Linked DNA regions of Mus musculus: all the other regions are linked to region 1. Evidence: chromatin loops called from intact Hi-C (ENCODE). Cell type or tissue: left cerebral cortex. All regions are shown on one strand.

Region 1 (8,000 bases):
ACTTTCATGAAATGTTCCTTCACATGTTTGCCCAAGCAAAACACCATTCCACCGACTTTTCAAAGAGTCCTTAGGTTTCTACTTCATTTGCTACCTGATATTTTTATTTATTTTTAAATAACTTTTGTGTATTTTAAAAATTTTATACCTCAAGAAATATTATTCTAACAATCTCCCTTCCTTCTGCCACTGCCGTCTTCCCATTTCTAGGAGTTTTAGCATTTAAGCATGCTCTTGTTTTTCCTATCTTCAACACAATTCTTTATGAACATGATTCCTCCTTTGCCACAGTTTGATCTCTCTGCTCCTGGCTGATGTCCTGTCTCTAGTTCCTTACCCTTTGATATAGTCCATTCAAGGTTTACGCCCATCATTCCTCCAGAAACTGCCCATCTAGACTGTTCACGCTGACGTCTCATGCTCAGCATCCATTCCCTGCATCTTCAGCATCGGTTAATGCTGCCTGCCGTCCCCACTTCTGGGTTTTCCCTTGCCTTCCAGGACCCCACATTCTTGCTTTCCTTCCTTCCCATCAGTTGTTATTTCTCAGTCTTCTTTTCTGTCTCTTTCTCTTCTCCCCCACCTTAGTTGGGGAGGAGCATGCTTCAGGCTCATTCCACGGGCACTTTCATACAAGTCCTGGCTTAAGATTCTACCTGCATGGCAATGATCCCCAACTTCCTAGCTTCCTCTTGCATTTCTCAAAGCTTTAGAATCATAAGTCCAATTGCCAGGCCAAGAATCCACATGGATATCTAACAGACACTCCAAGTTTGCCTCGAGTATACTGTAGCTTCTGGAGCAATGATAACCAGAAGCAATAGCATACTGAAGCTCATATCATTATTTATTTTCTGAAAGATTTATTTATTTACTTATTTTTTAGTTATGTGTGTGAGCATGTATGTATTTTTGTGCATACGCGGATGCAGGAGCCCAAGAGAACCAGAAAAGAGGACATCAGATCCTCTGGAACTGGCATTGTAGGCCGTTGTAACAGCCTCTATAGGAATTCTGGGAACATAATCTGGGTCTTTTGCAAGAGCAGTAAATGTTGCTGCTGAGCCACCTCCTATCACCCTTCCCTTCCCCTTCCTTCCTTCCTTCCTTCCTTCCTTCCTTCCTTCCTTCCTTCCTTCCTTCCTCCCTCCCTCCCTCCCTCCCTCCCTCCCTCCCTCCCTCCCTCCCTCCCTCCCTTCCTCCCTTCCTTCCTTCCTTCCCTTTCCATGTAGATTGTCATGTGGCCCAGGATGGATTCATACTTTCTTTGTAGCAGAGTCTGGCCTTAAATTCCTGATCCTTTTGTCTTCACCTCCCACATTCTAGAACTATAAATGTATATCACAACATTTGGCTTCCTATCTTGGTCTCTAAATAGCACTTTAAACTAATAGGAACTATAGCTCTGTGGACAATAGACCGATTGCAGGGCTGGGGTAGAGAGATATACAACGAGCTTTGGCACATATTGCACTAACAGAAAAATTATGTATAATTGAAATGTAGACGTGTCCAAAGAACTCTGAAGGCAACCCAAAGCCGTGGCCAGATTTGGGATAATTTGAGCAACAAAATAATACTAACAATGGCTTAGAAGCTATAATATAAAATGAGCACAATCATCCATGCCAATATAAATAATTGAATAGAAAAACGAGAAGGGAAAGCCCATTCAATAATCTAAGTAGAAGGCATGATAGAAATGGAAAGTCCCCATTTGGCAAATGCCACAGTAATAATTGTTCCCTGCAGGGTCATTTAGAGATGCCACAAGTAGAGGCAGCAACATGCTCTGGAACAGGATTCTATTGTAACCTCAGCATGTCTTCCCTCAAGTCACTCATTGATAACAAAGGGTGGAAGAGTTGTTTCACAGTGGTGAGACCAAGTGTTCAAAGTACATCACTGTTAATGAGATCTGTCACATGCCTCTGTTGAGATAGGCCAAGGGGAGCAGACAGCATTTCTTCTGTGGTATTCTTGCCCCAAATCCTTACCTCAAAGGAAGCTGTGCCAGGCACGGTAGCATACACCTTTAAATCCGAGTGCTTGGAAGCAGAAGCCTATGGATCTGTTTGAGATTCAGGAAAGCCAAGGTTACATAGCAAGATCCTGCATCTAAGCAAAGCAAAGCAAAACAAACCACAGGAAACTAAAAGCATGAATGTAGGTGTGAGCGCATCAGAGGACTGTAATTGAATGACATTTTACAAACAACTGTACCATTCTTCTTCTAAAGCATCAAGATTAGAGAAGATAAAAAAACAAAAGACTCTCCCAGGATCAGTGCATTATACCCACGATCGTTTCCTGGCTGTGAGCACTGTACTTCCGACGTATGAGGGGTTATTATCTGGGGATGAAGATTATACATGTATCAGTTACAATATTTGGGAAAATTTTCAGAAGTGTGAAATGAGCTGGGTTTGGTGGTGAGTGTCTTTAACCTGTGGGCACTGGGAGGCAGACGCAGGCCAATCTCGGTGAGTTCAAGGCCAGCCTGGTCAACTTGGCAAGTTGTAGGACAGTCAGGACTATAGAGAGACCCTGTTTCAAAAAGAAAATAAAGAAGTTTGAAATAGGTCCCGGATAAAAAAATTGAGAAAATTAAATATAAAAATATTGGGAGAGAGAAGTAGTATTGAGAGTGTGTGGTAGGGAGTGGGGGAGGGTGTGTGGTAGGGAGTGGGGGAGGGTGTGTGGGAGGGAGTGGGGGAGGGTGTGTGGTAGGGAGTGGGGGAGGGTGTGTGGAGGGAGTGGGGGAGGGTGTGTGGGAGGGAGTGGGGGAGAGTGTGGAGGGAGTGGGGGAGGGTGTGTGGGAGGGAGTGGGGGAGGGAATGGGGAGGGAATGGGAGAGGGAATGGGGGAGGGTGTGTGGAGGGAGTGGGGGATTGGATTTTTTCAAAACACAAAATATTCATGTACGAATGAAATTCTCAAACAATAATTAAAAATTATATAAGTATGTGTGTGTGTGTGTGTGTGTGTGTGTGTGTGTGTGTGTGTATGCACGTGTGTTCATTCATGGCTGCTTGTCATACCTGTGTGGAGGTCATAGGTTAAAATACATCTAGATGTATCTCAAGTCATACAATTTAAGGAGACCAAGGATTTTCTATTATCCTCAATTTGAATGTCTTTAATATTTGGTAGGAAGGTGATTAGCTTTATGAGATTTCTTAAATGTATACCTCTGAGCACTTAGTATAAAATAACTCACCAATTGTGTTGGGGGTATGGGGAAGATGATTCTTCATCTTTCCTTTTTCCTCCCATATTTGCTCTACCTGCAGTCTCCCCTCCCCCTCATTTCTGCTCATGGAAATTTCACTCTTCTTCCTGAACGGCTTTGAACTCACAGTATAGACCAAGCTTGCCTTGAACTCACAAGATCCACCTACCTTTGCCTCTGGATTGCTGGGACTAAGGATTTAGCACTAGCAAGGCAGAGGCAGTGAGAGTTATATCTCTGTGAGTATGATGCCAGCCTGGTCTACATAGCAAATTATAGGCCACCCAGGGCTACACAGCACTCTATCAAATGAAAGAGAAGAAAGACAGAAAGAAAACAATAATATTCTCTTTCTCTCTCTCTCTCTCTCTCTCTCTCTCTCTCTCTCTCTCTCTCTCTCTCTCTCTCTCCCTCTCTCTCTCTCTGTTTTTCATTCATTCTTTATTTAGATCTTACTATGTAGCCTTGGCTGGACTGAATAAGGAGGTAGAGACATTGCTGCGTTTCATTCCCCCGAGCATTTAGAATAGTCCTTAGTATACCGAGTACATGTAGTAAAGATTACATAACTCAATTCATGTGAATAACAGATCTGTCATTACTATCAGTGTTTACAGCAGTGGGTGTTCAACCTGCGGCCTTAGGCATGTGAGAGTCCTAACACTAAGCTGTGTTCCTCACAAAACCAAATTTATTCTGTATTGTCATGTCCTTCTAAGGACAGAGAAAACATCATGTCTCCTGCTGATACTTATAAACCATGAGAGTATTATACAATAAATGTGAGTTATTATTTTAAATCATTGGGAGAATATCTAACAATAAGAATTTTAATATGTTGAGGTTCAGGCCTTGAGAAGTGAAGGCAGGAGGATCAGAACTTCTTAGCTACTCCTTCCCTCCCTCCCTCCCTCCTTCCCTCCTTCCCTCCTTCCCTCCTTCCCTCCTTCCCTCCTTCCCTCCTTCCCTCCTTCCCTCCTTCCCTCCTTCCCTCCTTCCCTCCTTCCCTCCTTCCCTCCTTCCCTCCTTCCCTCCTTCCCTCCTTCCCTCCCTCCCTCCCTCCCTCCCTCCCTCCCTGTCTGTCTTTCTGTCTGTCTGTCTTTCTGTCTGACTGTCTTTTTTTGTGGAGCTAGCATCAGATTCTTGCTTATGACAAAAGCCGAGGATTCTGGGCCTAGGTAAGTTACCTGCTCTACGGCAAGGGAATGTGGTGTTCTCATTGCTCTAGCAAGGGTTCCAGGTTTCAGGAGTCTGAAAAGAGAAATTTACTTACACACTTAGAGCAACGCCATTTATGTGACCTGCTAGAGCAAGCGAATAGCTGGTGCCAGAAGTTCAATACTCTGACCTCTAGTGGCTACTTTATAAGATGCCCTTCAGCATTCCTCCACAGACTGGAGGTGATTTCATGTCCCTGTCTAGCAGCATTTAAGAGCTTCAGCTCCTCCCTCTTACCCTATATTTTGAGGCACTCATTCACTAGAGGCAGCCTTTCTTTTGATGTTGCTACAGCATTCCTCCTGTTTTCTCTTTGTTCACACTATCACTCTTTCTTGTTGGGTTCATCCACTCTTGGGGGGAAAAAATCTTCCTTAAAAATTACTGTTGTGCTGGGCGGTGGTGGTACACACCTTTAATCCCAGCACTTGGGAGGAAGAGGCAGGTGGATTTCTGAGTTCGAGGCCAGCCTGGTCTACAAAGTGAGTTCCAGGACAGTCAGGGCTATACAGAGAAACCCTGTCTTGAAAAAAACCAAAAAACCAAACAACAACAACAGCAACAACAAAAAATTACTGTCATATAGTTTTCAGCCAGGGGAGCCTTATTCTGTCAAGTAATTTCTTATACAGGATCAATCTTCACAGTCCCTGTATCCAACATCGATTCTTATGTGCACCCCTTGTTTTGAAATTAGAGCTGGGTTTTGGTCACAGGCTGTGGAAAGTCAATGTAAATCACAGCACATTTAATGCCCAATCCCTACAGTTCACATCTACGTTTGTCCCATTCGCCTAAGAAATAGACTTATCTGTCTTAAGACTGTCGCTATTATGTCCATGCAATCTCTGCACAAACAATTCATATGCACTTTTTAAAGAGCGAATTAAACTCACACACATTGTGTCTCATGAAAAGTTATTGATTGGTTTAAATTCAATAGTACAACCGATAATTGCTAAAGTTATAAACTAAATCTGTTTTTAATTTTTTGTAATTTCTGGATTTATTATTCCTTTGTCCATTGGTTTTATTATTGCTAACATTTTCCCATTCAGTTTTCACTATGGAGACAAAAGCAAGAAAACAAACAACAACAACAAACCTAGGGTCAGGAGATGCAGCTTAGTGGTACAGTGCTTGCTTAGCATGCAGAAGTCCCTGGGTCCCAATACACAGACTGCTAAACCACTCATCCTTCAACAAAAATCTTCATCCCTTTGAAAACATAAAGATTTTGTTCCATATTTTTCACATCATTCCTTTCTTTTTGCTTTTTAAATATAAAGTTATGCATTACTGACAAAGAAAGTATAAAGGTTTCTTCTTATGTATTCTTATGGAATTATTAAATGAAACCTGACTACCTCGGCTGAATTGTCTCTGCAGAAGCAGAAATATAAGCCTACTGCAGTGGGCCACAACCGTAATCCCAGCAGTAGGAGGTAGATGTGGGCACGAGTTTGGTGTTAATTGACTTCTGTTATTCGATAGAACAACTATTATTTTAGTTATTCTTCTCTATAGAAGAGAAGGAAATTAGTTGGGCATGGTGGAGCATGCTTTTAATCCTAGAGATCTGGAGGTAAAGGCAGGTCGATCTGTGAGTTCGAGGCCAGTTCATTCCATATAATGAGTGACTGTGCAATTAAGGTTTTATAGAGAGATGCTGTCTCAAAAGAGATAGAGATGATAGATAGATAGATAGATAGATAGATAGATAGATAGAGGAGGGAACTGATAAAATGTAATGAATGTAATGAAAATGATTTACTCCGGAGGTAATTATTCTGGTAAGTATTTAAAGTCTCCAGTCCCTTTTTGTGAATAATGAGTAGTAATAATAAATGGCAAGATGTTTATGTTAATCTCTTAACTGTGCAGGACAAGTTATAAGGTTATAACTTAGCAGAAGTTAGTTGATAAGCTAACATAATGAGGTAGGAGTGTATTTTCACCTTTGTTTGTAGAAGAATGTGGTAATAATTATAGATAAAAACAAACGCAAACTTGAAACAACGATCTGTTTTGACCTCTCCGGTCTACCGTCGCGGAGCATGCGCAAATCAGCCCGGCGGGACACAAGTGTCATGGCGCTCTCCATCTGAAGTCTGTGCAGTTTCCTGGCAGGGGCTTGTGGTTTTTTTCCTCTCAGTTCGGACAGGTGAAGTTCTGGATCTGTGTATACTGGGGCAAATGGATCAGTGCTCAGCGACCGTGGGCCGAGCTGCATTTTGGGCGGAGCTTCGTTTCCGCAGGTTTTCTCCTTTGGGCCGATCGCCCGCTTGTTCTCGCAGTTTGGAAAAGACTTGGCGGCTGGCGTGGAGAGTCGGACTCTGGAGCGCTGCCTGGAGAGAGGCCGGCGTGGCGGCAGACACTGCTGGCTGGCGACGTCAGGGACTTCCATTCTGCTCTAGCCTCATTTCCCCTCTCGCTTTACCCGTGAATGTACTTGTGCTACGCGATCAGGGCTTCAGGAGATGAGTGTTTTGCACTGAAGTTGGGCATAGGGGCAGAGGTCGCTTGTGTTTTTGCGCCCCCTTCCCCTCTTTTCTTTGCTCCCTTGCTTAGAAAACTTTCCTGTGTCATAAGGGATCACTTGTTTCTTACTTGGTGATTTTCATTGTGCTCAGGTGTTACAGTGCAGGGTAGCAGTTTAAAAAGTGGCTAGATGCATCCTTTTTTTTTTTTTTTTTTTTTTTTTAAGGAAGTTGTAAAGAGGTCATACACTGGTTTTATGAACTTATAGGGTACTCGCATTTTCTAATTAATTTTAATTTTTCAGATTCATCTTTCAAGAGGACTTGAGACCAATTTCAGAAAATCAAGGTATTGGTTTATTTTAGTTTCTAATATTTGAGTAATTAGTTCTGCATTAGAATATGAAGAAAGATGTCTTAAGTTTTTAGTAATTAGCCAGTATCATTTTGTGAAAACTAGATTTCCCTATAACTTCATCGGAGAGACATTTTTGTATCTCTTCCTTAGTTTTTCATTTTCATTAAGAAGCGAGACATGCTCTCTTTCCCATTTGTGGCACATCTGTTTTCTTGTTTGGCTGTTGCTTAGTCCCTGTTATATCCTACTTCTCTACCTGGCTGTTAAATATGACTTTCTTTCTTTTTTTAAAATATGTATTTATAATTTTATGTGCACTGGGATTTTGCCTGCATGTATGTCTTTGTGAGGTTATCAGATCCTGGAATTACAGACAGGTAAGAGCTGCCATGTGGTTGCTGGGAATTGAACCCTGGTCCTCTGGAAGAGCAATCAGTGCTCTTAACTCTGAGCCATTTCTGCAGCCCAAATATGGCATTCCTGAAGGCTTGTTTCTGTACCTCTTCTAGCTGGGTTGTCTTGTTTCTCTCTCCCTCTCTCTCTCTCTTTTTTTTAAAATTTATTTTTATTTTTTAAATTTGTTGAGATGTTGTCTTAATGTTTATCCCTTGTTAGCCTGGAACTCACTATATAGACCAAACTTGCAAGTGCTGGGATTGAGTGTGTGCACCACCATGCCAGGCCAGATTCTTGTTTCCTTTCTGTGCGATGT
Region 2 (8,000 bases), 130 kb before region 1:
TTCCCTCACCTTCCTCCTCAGTCGTAAATACTTCTCATTGTGCGTATACAAGTGTGTGTGTACGTGAGAGTGCACACGCTTGTGCATATGCACGTGCCTGTGGAGGCCAGAGAGGTCAACCTCAGATGTCTCCCTCAGTAGCTCTCTACCTGAGTTTTCAGAATAGGATAGCTCAGTGAGTCTCGAATTTCCCAACTGGCTTCACTGGCTGACCATCAAGCCCCAATGAGTTTTCAGGTCTCATTCTCCCAGTTCTGGGATTAGTGATACACGCGGTCATGCCTAGCTTTTTAAATGTGAGTATTGGGGATCAAATATAGGTCCCCTCACTTATGTAAGTAACTGATCCATTTCTCCAGCCCCACAATGCTCATTTTAAAGATCCGTGAGTATTTACTTTAATATAGAAACCAGTTCGACGATTTCATTTTCCTTGACATTTTCTGATTTCCATATATACATATATATGCATACATTTTTCTCCTCTTTTAAAACATATCGGGTTAGGTTTGCGTTGTAGTGTTTGCTGTTTGCTTAAGAATTTCCTGGCGTATGAGGCTGTAAAGAGCTGAGTGCAGGCAGCTTTCACTGGAAGTCCCACGTCACCATAAAAGCCTGTACTACTTTGGATTACTGCATGGCGGATTAAAAACCCGCGGATCAGTTCTAGGTTAGCCCTGATTAACTCCCCTGGGTGTTTCTGGGCCAGAGAGGGTGCTTGTTAGACTCAAACCTATACTTGTAGTCAGAGTTCACTGAACAAAGAGTTAATTTTTACTTAAATCGAAATCGGGCTAATCATGAAGCTGCCAGGAATGATCTGGAATATGAACTAAAGTGTGCCTGCAGTCGCGTCAGCTGAACCTTCTACCCCCACGGTTCTGTCTGCCCACATGCTTCTGTCTATCAGCCTTGGCCTCCGGATCCGCTCTCACGTCATTGGTTGGATTTCAGGAAGGAAGAAACCCAGGATTTAAAGGGCTCAGTTTTCCACCTGCCAGGCCGGGTCCAACTTGCCTTTGACACATATTTAGGGGAATTTCTACCAGTTCTTCATTTACTACACTGCTTGGTTACAGGAAACAAAGTCCCTGAGGGTGTCACCTTGACAATTTCCAAAACCGAAACTTGCGCTCAAGACTAGATCCACACTGAGTCTGCGAGGCAGAGTCCCTGCCCAGGTCATCAGAGCCAGCCCCGCGGGTAGGAGCGAGGGAGGGGCCTGGAATGGGCGTGGCTTTCCGTGGGAGAGTAGGACTTTGCCCCACCTCCTAAGAAGCCTGCTCTGCTTCCAGCCAGTCAGGTTGCTCTATGCAAATAGAGCCCGGGTCACCCCGGTAACCATGGTGTATGGCAGCCAATGGAAAACAGCCAGTGGCGACCTCGCTCCAGGATTGGTACCGAAGTAAGGCGACAGGGATCCAATGGACTGTGGGAACAGTCCTCGGCGGGTTGAGGGGCGGAGATATGCAAATATGGTTTGAAAAGCCGGCGGGAAATCTGAGTTTCGCGGGAGGACCTTGGCGCGTAAACCGTATCCCTTCATTCATTGTCAGCAGCAGCTTCCTGGAGCCATTTTTCAGCTGCCGGCCGCAGCACCCGGGCTGCCGCCACCGCCTCGCAATCCGTTGCATCGGCTGCCCCCGACGCCTCCATCCCTCCTCGGGGCCTGATATCCGTGCGGCCGGGACCCTCCTCTCTCCAGACCCCCGATTATTTTTGGCCCCCGGGGCCTGTGCGGTGCGGAAAAATAAAAAGAAAAGAGAGAGAGAGGGTTCGGAAGCGCCGGGAGGGGAGGCGAGAAGGAGAGACTTGGAAACTCCGGCTGCAAATAATAAAAGAAATTGAAAGCAATACGTTAATATATCGTAACACTAAAAAAGAGCAGGAGCGAGAGATGAGAAAGGGGATCCAGCCCGCCCTGGAGCAGTACCTGGTGACCGCCGGGGGTGGGGAGGGGGCGGCTGTCGTCGCCGCCGCCGCTGCAGCCTCCATGGACAAAAGGGCACTGCTAGCCAGCCCCGGCTTCGCCGCCGCCGCCGCCCCGGGCACGTACATCCAGATCCTCACTACGAACCCTTCCACCACGTCCTGTGCCACCTCCCTCCAAAGTGGCGCCCTGACCGCCGGCCCCCTTCTCCCCAGTGTCCCCGGCACGGAGCCGGCCGCCAGCAGCCTCTACACCACGCCACAAGGACCCTCCAGCAGAGTCGGGCTGCTGCAGCAGCCACCAGCACCAGGACGCGGCGGCGGCGGTGGCCCACCGGTAATACCCTCCTCAGCGTCCCTAGCCCAGGTGGGAGGCGGGCTCCCGGGAGCGGTGGCGGCGGGAGCGCGAGGCTGAGCATCGTGGGCCTCGTTGCTGTCCCTTCCAGCGTGTGCTTATTGTTAGACTCGGGGTGCTTTCCTGCGGACGTTGGGAGGACGTGGGGGCCTGGGCAGGCACGCGGGGCAGTGGGGAGTCCCTCTTTGAGAACCACATCCAACACTCCAAAACTTTTCGCGCCCCCCCCCCCTCCACTTCTTTTCCTGCACTTTTCCCTACCCCCACTCTCCCCTCCCTTGCAACTCGAAGCTTCCTCTTTCTCGGGCGTAGGAAGGGGTCACGCCCCGGATGGAGAAGGGGGTGGGGGAGGGAGTAGTGCACTGGAGAGTGGGGGACCCCAGAGGATGTAAACTGGGGGACCCGAGGCGTGCAAGCCTCCTCTCCTGTCTCTGCTGCCCCTGGGCGACTGGGGGTCCCGCAGGCGTGCTCCGAGCGCAGGGGCGCCAGTGCCTGGCACCTTTGGGGACCTAGCTCCAGGCAACAAAGGGGATCTGGGAGGTGGACGGGTATCGCGGTGGGGGAGGTGGAGCTGAGAGCCCCGGTGGGCCAGGGCTCGCGCTGTCTGCGACAAGGGGCCGGCGGGCGGGTGCTCCGGCCTGGGCGCATCTCCGCGGTGGCAGCGGCGGCGCCCGCGTGGCCGGAGCGCTGGGGCCTTGCTCTCCGGGCCCCGGGCCTGCCCTTGACCCGCCTCTCCCCTTGCCCCTTCCTTCCCCGCCCTGTCCCCCTCCCCGCCCCCCCGGCGACGGAGGGCGGGGGCAGCCGGGTTCCCGTCCCGCCGCCAGGATCTGTCCCTTCTCTCCGGGACCCGCCGGTGACGTTTCGCACACGTGCGCGGAGGACGCGCCTGTGACTGGGGAGGAGGCGGCGGCGGGAGGGGGCGCTGGAGGGGGAGAGGGGGCACCCACTTCCTCCTGCTCGCCGGCTCCCAGGCCTGGGACGGTCCCGGCGCCCTCGCACCCGGCACCGCCACCCTCCCTCTCCCGTCCCCACCCCCCCACGGCGCCCGCCCTCGCCCGGCGCCGCCGCTCCACTCGGCCTCGGGCCCCCTCTCCAGCCGGCCCCCCACCTCCCCCGGAGCCAGGCTGCTTTCGGAAATGCCCTTACAGCAGCAGGTTAGTGACCTGGACCGCGCGGGGGCCCGAGCCACCGCCGCGGGGACCCGGGATCCCCGGGGGGCCCGAGCCGGAGGGTAGGCGACGGAGCGGGGTTTTGGAGTGGGAACGGGGGGTTGGGTGCTTGAGGGAAATGAGTAAGCAAGAAAAATCTAACTAAGTAAATCCCCGGCCTCCGCTTCTAGGAGCCCCGGGGCGGGAGTGGCCGCCCCCGGGGTGGGTATAGTGTTTACGTGTGTTTCTTTTGGGGGGTGGATGGATGGGCAATTGAAACCCTGATGAGGGCTTCACGCCCGTGGCCGAGTTGAGCTGCTTTCTGTCTTGCTTCCCTTGTGCTGGAGGGGGAGGGGGCGGGTCAGAGGGTAGGGTGTCTGTGGGGTTCCCAGGCCACCCGCCACCCCCTCCCTTTGTCCCTGTAATTTATAAAGCGCCTTTGAGAGATGATTTAGGTCAGTATGCGGCTTTCCTTTTTGTTGCTACTAGAAAGAAGTGTGGCCCCGAGGTCTCCCTCTCTTCCTTTCTCTCCTGCATTCCTTCCTCCATGCCTTCTGTCTTCACCCTCGTGTTGTGCCTTGGCCCAGACCAGACTAGAACCCACCCGGACTCGGATACCTATGGTTGCATGATAATACCAGTCGAAGATCTCACCTAGTCTTAGGTCTAGGTGTGTTTGTTTCTGCACGATCAGTATTTTGCTGGGGTCTCTTAAGAAAGTCCGTACACATATATAGGACTTTGGGAAATGGGGTGGGTAGCGAAAGAATTAATTTTCTTAAATTTCTTTTCTGTTTATAATTTTCCCCTGGGTTGGATCTTGAGTGCTTTCCAGCCTAGAGATACTTACTAGGGATGTGTGATAGAGACAGTCCCAGTCAAAGAGGCTCATCCTTTTAGTGACTAGGGTCTGCCAGCAGGGGGGAAGCCGAGTACAGTACCTGCTTACACTGTGTACAGTATCCAGTGTGCTAGATTCTCAGGCACAGGATATATTCCATGCTTTCATTAGTGGTAAATACTTTTACGGACTTGATTAAACATGCTTGACCGTGCAGTGCAGCAAGCCCACTCCCCCTACACACTCGGTTCCTATATCATAAATAAGCTGGAACAACTGGCTATTGACACACTTCTTGGATCAGATTCAGATTTGCAGGGAAAGTTATTTTTGATAATAGGAAATTGTGAGGCTAGTAAATTGCTCTTTAAGAAATATCTTAGATTATTCATTGGACCAGCTCACCCAAGACTGTCTAACCAAATTTATATGTAGTTTACTGTAGTTAAGTACTTGAAGTATAAAATTATTGCCCTCACCACCTTCCATGTTATTTCTAAACTTTTATTGTCCTTCTAGCCATGAAGTTATTATTCCAGGAATATAGATTGAATTTGTATACTCAAAAATAATGTTTCATTATAGGAATATAAATGCCTCTTACACATATTCCGAAGTAGTTTTATGTAAGATTGTAATGTATGCTGAATCACTGGTTAATCTATGCTTCCAGAGCTGTATCTTGTGGGAGGGGTATGAAGTTTATCTCCCAGGTGCATACAAAGTCCTAAGCGTTGCAGGCAATGCTTGATTTGTTTATTATGTTTTTCTTGTCAGTGTTTCCGAAGGCTTCCAGTTAAGTCTTGGAATTTATTTGATTTTGTTTTTGAGGCAGGGTCTTTTATAGCCTTGAACCCCTGGTCTTCTTGCCTCAAGTGCCCAAGTTCTGAGATTTAAAACATGCATAGCCCTGTGTTTTAGAATTCTGTTGATATTTTCCCCTAAGCATGAAGATTGAGAAGGCATATGGAATGAACTAAGATAAGACTAAACATTCTATGTTCAAGAAGAGGTGGGGAATTCTTCAGGTGACAACAATTCTAGACCTATCTGTGTCTGCTTTTCAAGTTACATCTCTAGAGCATCTAAGAACTTGACAGTGAGTGGCTTGCCTTCTTGCTAACTGTAAGCCTCCTGGCTTGTTTACAAGTTGTCTGCTATTAGGCCAATAACTTTATCTGCCCAAATGGTTCCGTCTGTAAGGCAGGGCAATAATACTGAGACTTTCTTTTTTTAAGTCATGGTAATGAGTGTACAGTACTTAGCTCAAGGCCTGGCAAATAGTTAGCTGCCCCATAAAATTCGTATTTATGAATCAAGTATTTCTGTAACTCAGAAATGACTTAGATGCTGTTCCTCTGTTTACTGATGTGAGCAGAATGCTCATATGTTTTCTAAAGTGATATGTAATTTCATTCTTCCAGAAAATTGAGACTCTATCAGTGCAAGAGGCAGCCTATCATGTCAGATTTAATTTAATCCAGTCAGAGCAACCTGCTGATTATACTTTTTGAGAGAACCTTCGGTGCCTGGGAATTTCCTCTGAGATTGGAGGACTGGGGATGCAGTTTCAGCAGGGACTCTTTCCCACAACAACTTTGAGAGAAGAAAACGTGGGGCTCCTGTGGTTCTGTGTGCAGTAAGCCCGCTTCCACTGAGACATACGGTTGATGCCAAGTTGAGGCTGGAACAGAAGTTTTAGTCACTACATACCCCAAAATGGAACTTTTAATAAAATACAATGCCCAGACTTGGGCGGTACAAATAGCTCCCCTGTAGACAGTACTGAGTGGGCCACCCTAAGCATCCTTGGGAAAAAAGCACCTTTAACTTAGTCAAAGCACCCAAACCTGAGCACAGAAAAGGATGCGTGTGTGTATGTGTGTGTGTGTGTGTGTGTGTGTGTGTGTGTGTGCGCGCGCGCGTGTATTTTTCTAAATATCACCACCTTATATAATACTTGCAAGGACAGAGTCTGAGTTTAGCAGTGTGCTGTGTAAAGTTAACTTGGGAAAGGAATATACTCTGGGATTAGAAATAAGTATCAGCGCCTGGGAAGTGAAAGGAGAGCAAGAGAGGGACAAAAAGGGAGGGAGGATGGTAGGAGGTGTCTTAGAAATAAGCAGTAGTTTCTCCTTAGCTTTTCTGATTCGATCATCTCCAGTGAGAACACACACACAAACACACACACACACACACACACACACACACACATATATTTAATCCCTTTCCAATTGGCTTTTTTTCCCAACTTAACCCTGACTTATAAATAGTCTATATGACTGGCTGTAAGCATTGTCCCAAGCTAATCAACTCCCAAGTCTTTTCACTCATCTACTTTTAAATAATATTTTAATCAGGGTGGGGTAGAAATTGTTTACTTGGTTTACTGAGTCCCTCGAAGTCCACGAAGCTACCTGAAATAGCGCAAGGAGGAGAGATTCCAGTTCTTCCCATCCCCACCTGCCATGCTTAGAGGACCATCCCTAAGTTCTCTGGGGTACAAAGTATGTGGTCTGATGCACACGTTCATGGCTGTGAGCAGCTTTAAGTAGTGTTTCAGGAATTGTGTTTACAGTTGCTAAGGAGTTCCCATCCAATAATATTTGATGGGACTGAGGAGACCCGATAAAGGGGACAATATTATATATAGAAAACCACAGATGTAGGGCCTTTCACCTCCCCATCCTGTCTCCTTTCCAAGAATGACTAGGAAAATAATCTCACACAGAGAAGAGGTTCTGGTACTAACTACAGAAGGTAGGTACCAGAAAGCAACCTTGCTGGGATGAGACCAGCAAAGTGGGGGTGGGGTTAATACAGCCGGATTATTTATCTGGCTTTCCCATGGAGGGGGCGTTTGATTTATTTTCGTCACATACTTTTGCTTTAAACATTGCCTTTAAGCATTTAAGTTGCAAGAATATGTTTCTCTACCCTGCTTGCCTTAGTGGGAGTCAATCTTGTGGCCACAGTTACCTGTAACTTTGAAGATGTGGTAAAGCCAGGATGGAATCCAAAGGCCCCTGTGAACTTGGCGACCCTAAGTACCAGGTCTCGGTTGGTGCTTTGTCCTGGTAAAGCAGGAGTTGTGTCAGCTTGAAGATAGCAGATAGTATGCAGAAGATAGAATTAATGACCCAATTGTTTGCGGCCGTTTGTAATGTAAAGGCATGGCAACATCCCTCTAACTTGACGGACAGTATTTCAGGTTAGCGTATTCAATATTTGATCAATCAGATGGTCTTGGGAGTTAAACGCTTTTCCTATCCAACCACTTCTTTTACAGGTAAGACAATGACAGGCCCACTGCAATTAAATTACTCAGCTAAGGTCACAAGTCAACAGGGGGCCCCTCCGAGCCAAAACTGAAATTGGAGATTTTTGCCCTCTTAAAACCTCTTTTTGTGAGGAGAGGGTTAACTGTCTTACATGCCCTACATGGGAGGCTTAGGTGTGCAGACTACTAAACTCAAGTTTCTTTCAGATGCGGTTACACTGCCCCAGAGACACTGAGAAATCAAGGCTACTTTAGACACTCAGTGGAAAGGACTTGTAAGTGGAAAGGAACGACAGGTTCCCTAAATAGTGGTAGCAGTGTTTTTCAAAGTTTGATATTTGAAATTTCAGTTATTTGTTCTTTGGATGTGACATTTCGGGTGCCCTGACAGAGACAGTTTTACTTAATCAACAACAGCCTCAAAGGACTTTTTTAACTTTCTTGAAA
Region 3 (8,000 bases), 400 kb before region 1:
CGGCACACGCAGACATGCACATTTTAAAAATAATAAAAGTAACTCTCTGTAAAATACTTGGTCCCAGGCTGGAGAGGTGGTACAGAGGTCAAGAGCACTGGCTACTCTTCCAGAGGTTCTGAGTTCAAATCCCAGCAACCACATGGAATACTGAGCATCTATCCTGAGATCTGGTGTCCTCTTCTGGCCTGCAGGGATATACACATAAACAGAACAGTTGTGTGTGTGTGTGTGTGTGTGTGTGTGTGTGTGTGTGTGTGTGTGTAATAAATCTTTATTTTAAAAAACAAACTTGGTTCCTCTAATTCTAATTGTGTGGGAACCAATGAGAAGAGCGTGTGGGAAACTGAGCCAAGTTGTAAATTACAAATAAAACGTGTCTGACTCTGGAAATCAGTCTGGCGGTTCCTCAGAAAATTGGACATAGTACTACCGGAGGATCCAGCAATACCTCTCCTGGGCATATATCCAGAAGATGCCCCAACTGGTAAGAAGGACACATGCTCCACTATGTTCATAGCAGCCTTATTTATAATAGCCAGAAGCTGGAAAGAACCCAGATGCCCCTCAACAGAGGAATGGATACAGAAAATGTGGTACATTTACACAATGGAATACTACTCAGCTATTAAAAAAAATGAATTTATGAAATTCCTAGGCAAATGGATGGATCTGGAGGGCATCATCCTGAGTGAGGTAACACATTCACAAAGGAACTCACACAATATGTACTCACTGATAAGTGGATATTAGCCCAGAAACTTAGGATACCCAAGATATAAGATACAACTTGCCAAACGCATGAAATTCAAGAAGAACGAAGACCAAAGTGTGGACACTCTACCCTTTCTTAGAAATGGGAACAAAACACCCATAGAAGGAGTTACAGAGACAAAAGTTGGAGCTGTGATGAAAGGATAGACCATCTAGTGATTGCCATATGCAGGGATCCATCCCATAATCAGCTTCCAAATGCTGACACCATTGCATACACTAGCAAGATTTTGCTGAAAGGACCCAGATATAGCTGTCTCTTGTGAGACTATGCCGGGACTAGCAAACACAGAAGTGGATGCTCACAGTCAGCTATTGGATGGACCACAGGGCCCCCAATGGAGGAGCTAGAGAAAGTACCCAAGGAACTAAAGGGATCTGCAACCCTATAGGTGGAACAACAATATGAACTAACCAGTACCTGGGAGCTCTTGTCTTTAGCTGCATATGTATCAAAAGATGGCCTAGTCGGCCATCACTGCAAAGAGAGGCCCATTGGACTTGCAAACTTTATATGCCCCAGTACAGGGGAACACCAGGGCCAAAAAGGGGCAGTGGGTGGGTAGGGGATTGGGGGGGTGGGTATGGGGGACCTTTGGGATAGCATTGAAAATGTAAACGAGGAAAATACCTAATAAAAAAATAAAAAAATAAATAAAACGTGTCTGAAATGGAATGTGTGAACTGAAGTCCCCAGAATAAAAGCTGCACCTGTACTCAGAAGCCACTCTGCTGACTAGGCTAGGTAGAGCATGCAGGCTGAGCAGGGTTGGGATGTTGCAGAGACAAAATTATCTTGGGCTCTCTCTGGCCTCTGTAACAGCCCCTGTTTGCCCACGGATGCACCTGACCTTACATCCTGTGACGAGCAGATGAAACCTTTGGAAAGCTGCTCACTCCCATGAGCCCCTGTGCTAAGAATGTCATTATACACCGTCTTGGAGCCCACAGCAGATTCCCAGTCGGTCATAAGCCGCCTGCCTGATGTTCCCGTCATGCATTCGGGAAGCGCCTTCATTTATGATTGTCGTCTATCACCGAGGCCTCCCACAGTAGAACGTGCTACCTGGCCAAACGGAAACCTGATTCCAGAATGCAGTCACTCCGTTTAGCTTCACACTGCCTCTTTTATTTGCTTTGAGGCGAGAGCTGTGCTTTGCCATCAACAGAAGCTGCTCTTCTCCTTGGGGAACTGGATTGTTGGGGCAGGCAGGGGTCAGGGTGGGGTTAGAAATCTTATCCCGAGGAAGGAACAAGATGAAGTGAAGGATAACATGGCAAGACCAGTCGCCTTCTACCACTCTACGCTAATGAGCACAGCTCAGCTCACAGATTCTACCTGGGTTCTAATGTTTTGTTGAGAAACGAAGGAGACAGGAAGAGGAAGGGAGAGAGCCAAGTTAAGCCACAGCTTGGCTGAGCCTGGTGACCCCAGGCAGGAACACACGGGTGTCTGTGCTGTCATAAGTAAGCCGGATGCTATTTATTGCGGACCTCTAACAGATCACCGTAAAGATTACATTTTCCTGGAATCAGTTTCTTTCTTGGTTCAGAAATGTACCCAAGCCACCAGGACCAGCACACTGAATTGTCAGCAAAGGAACTATGAAAAGCCTGCATTTCCCTCCAGAAACCAGTCACCCAAAATGAATTACCTAGAAAACATACCGCTTTCCACAAAGTTGCAGACCCAAATAAGTGAGCTAGCACTAACAACCACAGACTGGGGAGGGCCCTCCTGGAAGGAAGAGGCTCGGAGTGGGACACAAAGTAACAAATTATAAAAGGATAAAACACAAGCAACTTGTGGCCATCTTACCTCTCCCTCTTACAGGTCAGAACAACAGAATCTCATGATGTATTTAAACTATACAATCACTGCAGAAATCTTTGAATCAGTTCCTCAAACTATCTCATTTAACCCTCACATGAGTTACTGACTCACCTAACAGGAAGGGTACAGAGAGGCTGTTCAAGTTCTCCAAGGTCACACAGCAAACTCAAAGCATAAACCTTAACCTGTAGCTGGTGCCACCTCCAGTGCGTCTGGTATTTTAGGTCTACCCACCATCCTGTTTTTATTTGTAACTAACGAAGGAAGAGGCGACTGGGGGGGGGGTCATCATTTTTTCAGCATTTCACTAGCAGTTACAGTTCAAAAGGGGCAGCAGAGAGGTTAAAGAGTGTCCAAGCCATAAAGGAACGCTGGGCTGGCAATTCAACAAGAGCCATCGAAATTACTGCAAATGGCCACAAGAGGTCGCTACTTCACACCGCTTCAGAGAAATCGCATTCAAGCAATGATTGGTAGCTGGCCTGTGCTGAGATAGGTCATAAGCAGGAGAGGTACTCTGGGATTGCTTCCTCTCAAACCTACACTGCAAGGTGTAGATTTTAAGTTAGGCTGAGGGCCAGCCAAGGGGATGGCTCAGAAGGATAGAAGTGCTTTCCTTTAAAAAAGACTTGTTTTGGGAGCTGGAGAGGTGGCTCAGGGGTCAGGAGTGTTTGCTATTCTTGCCAAAGAGCTGGATTCTGTTCCAAGCACCTGCATGGCGGCTCAAAGCTATCTCTACCTCCAGTTTCAAACCTTCTTCTGGCTTCTTGGGCAAGGTGAACACACGTGGTGCACATGCAGGCAAACATTCATATACATAAAATAAAAATATAAAGATTTACATTCTGTGTGTGTGTGTGTGTGTGTGCACACGCGCGCGCATGCACATACCTTCAGACGCCTGTAAAGGGTTTCTGATCTTCTAAAGCTAGCATTACAGATGGTTGTGAATTACATTGCATGGTGTGAGTGCTAGAAACCAATCCTCTTGAAAGAGCAGCGAGAGTTCTTATCGGTCCAACCATCTCTCCACCCCAAACCCGCAATATACAGAATTCTCCTTACCCAAGTACTCAGAACTCACACAAAGGTAGAAGGAGAGAACCGAGTCTACAGAGTTGTACTCTGATCTCCATACATACTACATGGCACATGCAAGACACCACACACACACACACACACACACACACACACACACACACACTGAAGCTTAGAAGCTAGGAAACCATTAACCATTAACCATTAAGAATCTCTCACTCCTCTTTCCCAGGCCGCTTTGTGAAAGCAAAAGCCAGTGTAGTCCCAAGTGCAGGGGAAACTGAGGCAGGAGCATTCTCGTGCCCAGGAAAGTCAAGGCAGCTGGGGCAACAGGAGCCCCTGTTTCAAATCAAAACTAAGTTTGCCACACCACTGCCCTGGGTCCGCTCTCACACACACTTGGTACTTTGAAGCACTTCCTCCTCACTCCTTGTTGTTGTTCTCCGACAGTAGCTGCTTCGGACTCACAGGAAGCTGATTCAGCAAAGTCCCAAAGGCAGCATGTCTGGGTTTAACTGCTCTCTTCTGGGAATACTATTCGCGCTTTCTGCTGTAATTGAAGACCACACTGCCGCTGTGAGTGTATGTGTCACATGCACGTTAGCCTTTAGAGCCGGCTATGGCCTTTGCTTACCGGTATGGGTGAGGGGTTACCATTAGAACCCAATTTGCATCTGGGGACATAGCTCAGTAGTGGAGTTCCCGTGGCCTGCAGGAAGCCGTGGATTCCATCCCCAGCACCGCATACACTAGCACTATAATCCCAGCACGAAGGAAGTGGAGGCAGGAGGATCAAAAGCTTAAAATCATCCTTGTCCAGGTAAGAGATCGGCCAGGCAACGTTATGTGTGTGTGTCTTTGTCTTCGTAAAGAAAGAAAGGGGTAGGGGGAAGGCCCCCAGTTTGCAAATCACTGTTTCGAGTTCTTAGAAGTGAGGTGTTTTTTTTTTTTTTCATCCAATTTTTTTATTAGATATTTTCTTCATTTATATTTCAAATGCTATCCCGGAAGTCCCTTATACCCTCCCCCCGCCGTGCTTCCCTACCCACCCACTCCCACTTCTTGGCCCTGGCGTTACCCTGTACTGGGGCTTATAAAGTTTGCAAGACCAAGGGGCATCTCTTCCCAATGATGGCCGACTAGGCCATCTTCTGCTACATATGCAGCTAGAAACACGAGCGTACTGGTTAGTTCATATTGTTGTTCCACCTATAGGGTTTTTAAAGGACGGCATTATGTTATGCAGCCCCTCAGAGTTTCCCCTTCAGCTTTGTTGACCAGTGATAAAATATGACCATGAAAATTAATTGTACATACTTTGGACCGCTGGATTCTACTAGTGTCAAAATATGTTTATAGGTTGTCAGTTTAATTTTGTTTTGATCTTTGAGAGAAAGTCGCACTGCATAACCCCAGCTGGCCTTGAATATAAGCTGAAGGTTTGCAATAGGTTATTAGTATTCTCTGCTGAGGCTCTTTTCTCTAATGTTTTTATTGAAACGATGAATTACTAATCATTCTCTCAGCACCTGGTTGGTTTGGAGGTAGTGGATTAAAAGGCCTGCTTTGCCCTGAGGGTCCATTTTCCCTGTACAAATGCACCTGCCTGTTGAGAGAGCAAATAAACAGCCCATTTCTGCTTGGGGCAACTGGATGACTCCGGGAAGCTCCGTCCCCAAGTGGTGATGGCCAGTAAGCTATAGTTAAACAGCGAAGGCTTGTGATTGACTGACCCTGCCAAAAGTCAGCACATAGTAGGCCCACTGAAGCCAGGCAGTTCTTTCAGCAACCTCTGCTTCCACTCTCTATCATGCTCACTGGAGCAGAAATGGATGGGAGATCCCTCGGCATGAGATGTCCCTACAAGCTCGGGGTGTGTCAGACTTCTGTAAAAAGAAATGTGTCTCCAAAGGCACAGACAAAAATAAAAACTAAAATAATAAAATGAAAACCTAGAAGTACGGTAAAATGCTGGCTGGCCTTGAGGCAAACGGTGCTTTAACATCTGTATTTTCTATTTTTTTTTCTAGAATTAATTTTCAATAAATGAACCATTAATCAAGTGCTCAAACATCAGGGAATTATTTCTTGAACCCATGAAAATCTCATTTACACGCTTCACGTGCTGGCCGTGGCCCCATCGCGCCTGTGCTCACTTGTTACACACACAATAACACACAAAATGAATAAAGCTAACTTTAAAAATACTCAGGAAGTTATAGAGTAACATGCAGAAAGGCTTATAATGTGGCATATCTGCCGCAAGCTGACATCCAGATTCCACATGGAGAACTGTCAGAGTGATAACCGCAGAAAACAAAGCAGAGCCAGCGAGCTGAGGGCAGGCTGAGGGGGGAGGATTGTGTTTCCTCTGTAATTTTCCCCCCACAATGATCACGTTGGCAATAAATAAATAATCAATAAATGTATGTCTGGTAAGTGCTGCTTGGTATCTTCCTTAGTTTTAATTGTCAGCATGACACAATCTAGACTCCGCTGCGAGGGGTGTCTCCGTGTCTAGATCAGCTGTTTGGCCAGTGGATCTGCATTATCTTGATTACGCGAATTGGAGTCGGAAGACCCATGCACTGTGGGCGGCGACATTCCCTAGCCAAGGGATCCTTGGCTGTATAGGAGAGAGGTGGGAATGTGAGCTGATGACTAGCGTGTGGGCATTAATTTATTGCTCTCTGCTTCTGACTGTGGATATGGTATAACCAGCTCCTTCCAGCTCCTGTTGCTGTGACTTCCTGGCCATGTGTGAATATAACCTAGGCTGGTGAGAAACTCTGTCCCCAAAAACAAGATGTTGGTGCTGAAGGAAAGGCACCTGCACATACAGGTGTGTGTATACACACACACACACACACACACATACACACAGGTACCAAGTACATATTTAAATATTGGCAAGGAAAAGCTATTTCACACCACAAGGAAAGGAAAGGGTAGTGTCATATGAACTAGAATATACAGGCACATTAAGATTCTCTGTCTGTCTGTCTGTCTGACTGTCTCTCTCTCTCTCTCTCTCTCTCTCTCTCTCGCTCTCTCTCTCTCTCTCTCTCCCCTCTCTGTCTTCTTCTGAAACAGGCTCTCAATTTTATAGCCCAAACTGACCTCAAACTCAAAGCAATTCTGCTGACTCTTACTAGAAAATCTATTCCTTTACCTAAGCATCCTAACATTGGCCTCCGCCATACCTATCCTGTCATGCCAGGTCTACACTCGGTATGTGTACCAGAGAAATGCACAAGCGTAGCTTATTACCATGGAAACTGAGAAAAGCCTACAGGTCTATAGGGGCTGAAATTTGTTCTCTCCAAACTCATGCAGAAGTCCTACTCCCAATACATGAGAATGTGGCTCTGTTTGTAGATAAGGCTGTCAAAGTGTTACATTGAGATAATTAATGTGGGCTTTAATCAATATGGCCAGCGCTCCAAGAAGTTGGAATTGCAGGGAACTCTGAGAAAGAGGAGACAGAAAAATAAATGTAAGAGCCAGGGGGGAGAGAGAACACGGAAGAAAACAAAACCCTCTAAGTCGACGTGATTGAAACTCATATGAACCTATAGAGACTGAGACAGCACTCAAGGGTCTGCACCTAGATTGTCTGCGTATATATTATGACTTCCAGGTCAGGGTTTTTATGGGATTCCTGGGCATGTAAATAAACGCAATATTCTCTGATCCATGGGCCTTCTCTTGGGCTCTTTCCTTTCTGTAGGTTTGTCCTAACTTTGATGTGATAGTTTTTGTCATATATTATTATATTTTATTTTGCTATATTTTAGTATTATCTCTTAGAAGCCTGTTCTTTTCTAATAAGGGAGAGAAAGGGAGTGGGTCCAGACTGGGAGAGGAGGGTGTTGTGGAGGAACTGGGAGGAGTAGAGGGAAGGAAAATCCTGTAGTCAGGATATTATAGGATATGAGAAAATAATCTATTTTCTACAAAAGAAATAAAGCAAAAAATAAAGTTTGTAGAACCTAAGTAAAAAGAAGTCAGAATTTATCCTATATTATTTTTAAAATAAAAATAAAATAGTGGTTAGAGGAAAACAGAAGTGCAACTAGGGTGCACGAACACTGAGAGGGACGGTCTCTGAGGACACGGGAGGAAGAATGACCACCCTGTGTAAGAGGTCTCAGAAACTAAGCTAGTTAAACCCTCTGACTCTCCCATCTTAGAGGTTTATTGTGCAACAGTTTCATGTAGCCCAAGATGGCCTCAAACTCTCTCTGTAGCTCAGGATGACCCTGAATTTTTGATCCTTCTGCTTCTGCCTCCAGAGGGCTGGGACTACAGACATGTGCCATCATGTCAGGCTTGTGTGATACTGGGGATCAAA

Evidence for each region. Peaks named below come from ENCODE experiments on the same cell type or tissue, not always from the same donor. Only the 100,000 strongest peaks of a DNase experiment are listed, where the experiment ranks them.
Region 2: a loop joins it to region 1, with 7 times the contacts of the local background. A loop is called at or near these places in 23 of 42 quality-filtered maps.
Region 3: a loop joins it to region 1, with 7 times the contacts of the local background. A loop is called at or near these places in 24 of 42 quality-filtered maps.

The regions. Positions count from the first base shown.
Region 1 is chr13:29,854,177-29,862,176 of GRCm38, reverse strand. Cdkal1 (CDK5 regulatory subunit associated protein 1-like 1) reads left to right here and starts at 6,504. Exons shown (of 16, transcript NM_144536.3): 1 at 6,504-6,614; 2 at 7,236-7,279. In left cerebral cortex, a CTCF peak has its summit at 4,587 (motif pointing left); DNase peaks (open chromatin) are centred at 4,575, 6,580 and 6,741; H3K4me3 peaks cover 1,048 bases; H3K27ac peaks cover 548 bases.
Region 2 is chr13:29,979,566-29,987,565 of GRCm38, reverse strand. It overlaps E2f3 (E2F transcription factor 3), which reads left to right and starts at 1,503. Exons shown (of 7, transcript NM_010093.3): 1 at 1,503-2,266. The coding sequence starts at 1,898. In left cerebral cortex, CTCF peaks have their summits at 1,506, 3,195 and 4,345; DNase peaks (open chromatin) are centred at 3,126, 3,665, 4,026, 4,289 and 4 more places; H3K4me3 peaks cover 4,319 bases; H3K27ac peaks cover 3,466 bases.
Region 3 is chr13:30,255,154-30,263,153 of GRCm38, reverse strand. No RefSeq gene overlaps it. Among named protein-coding and RNA genes, the nearest start is that of Gm40863, 24 kb to the right of the region's middle. In left cerebral cortex, a CTCF peak has its summit at 3,026 (motif pointing right); DNase peaks (open chromatin) are centred at 3,050, 3,609 and 4,125.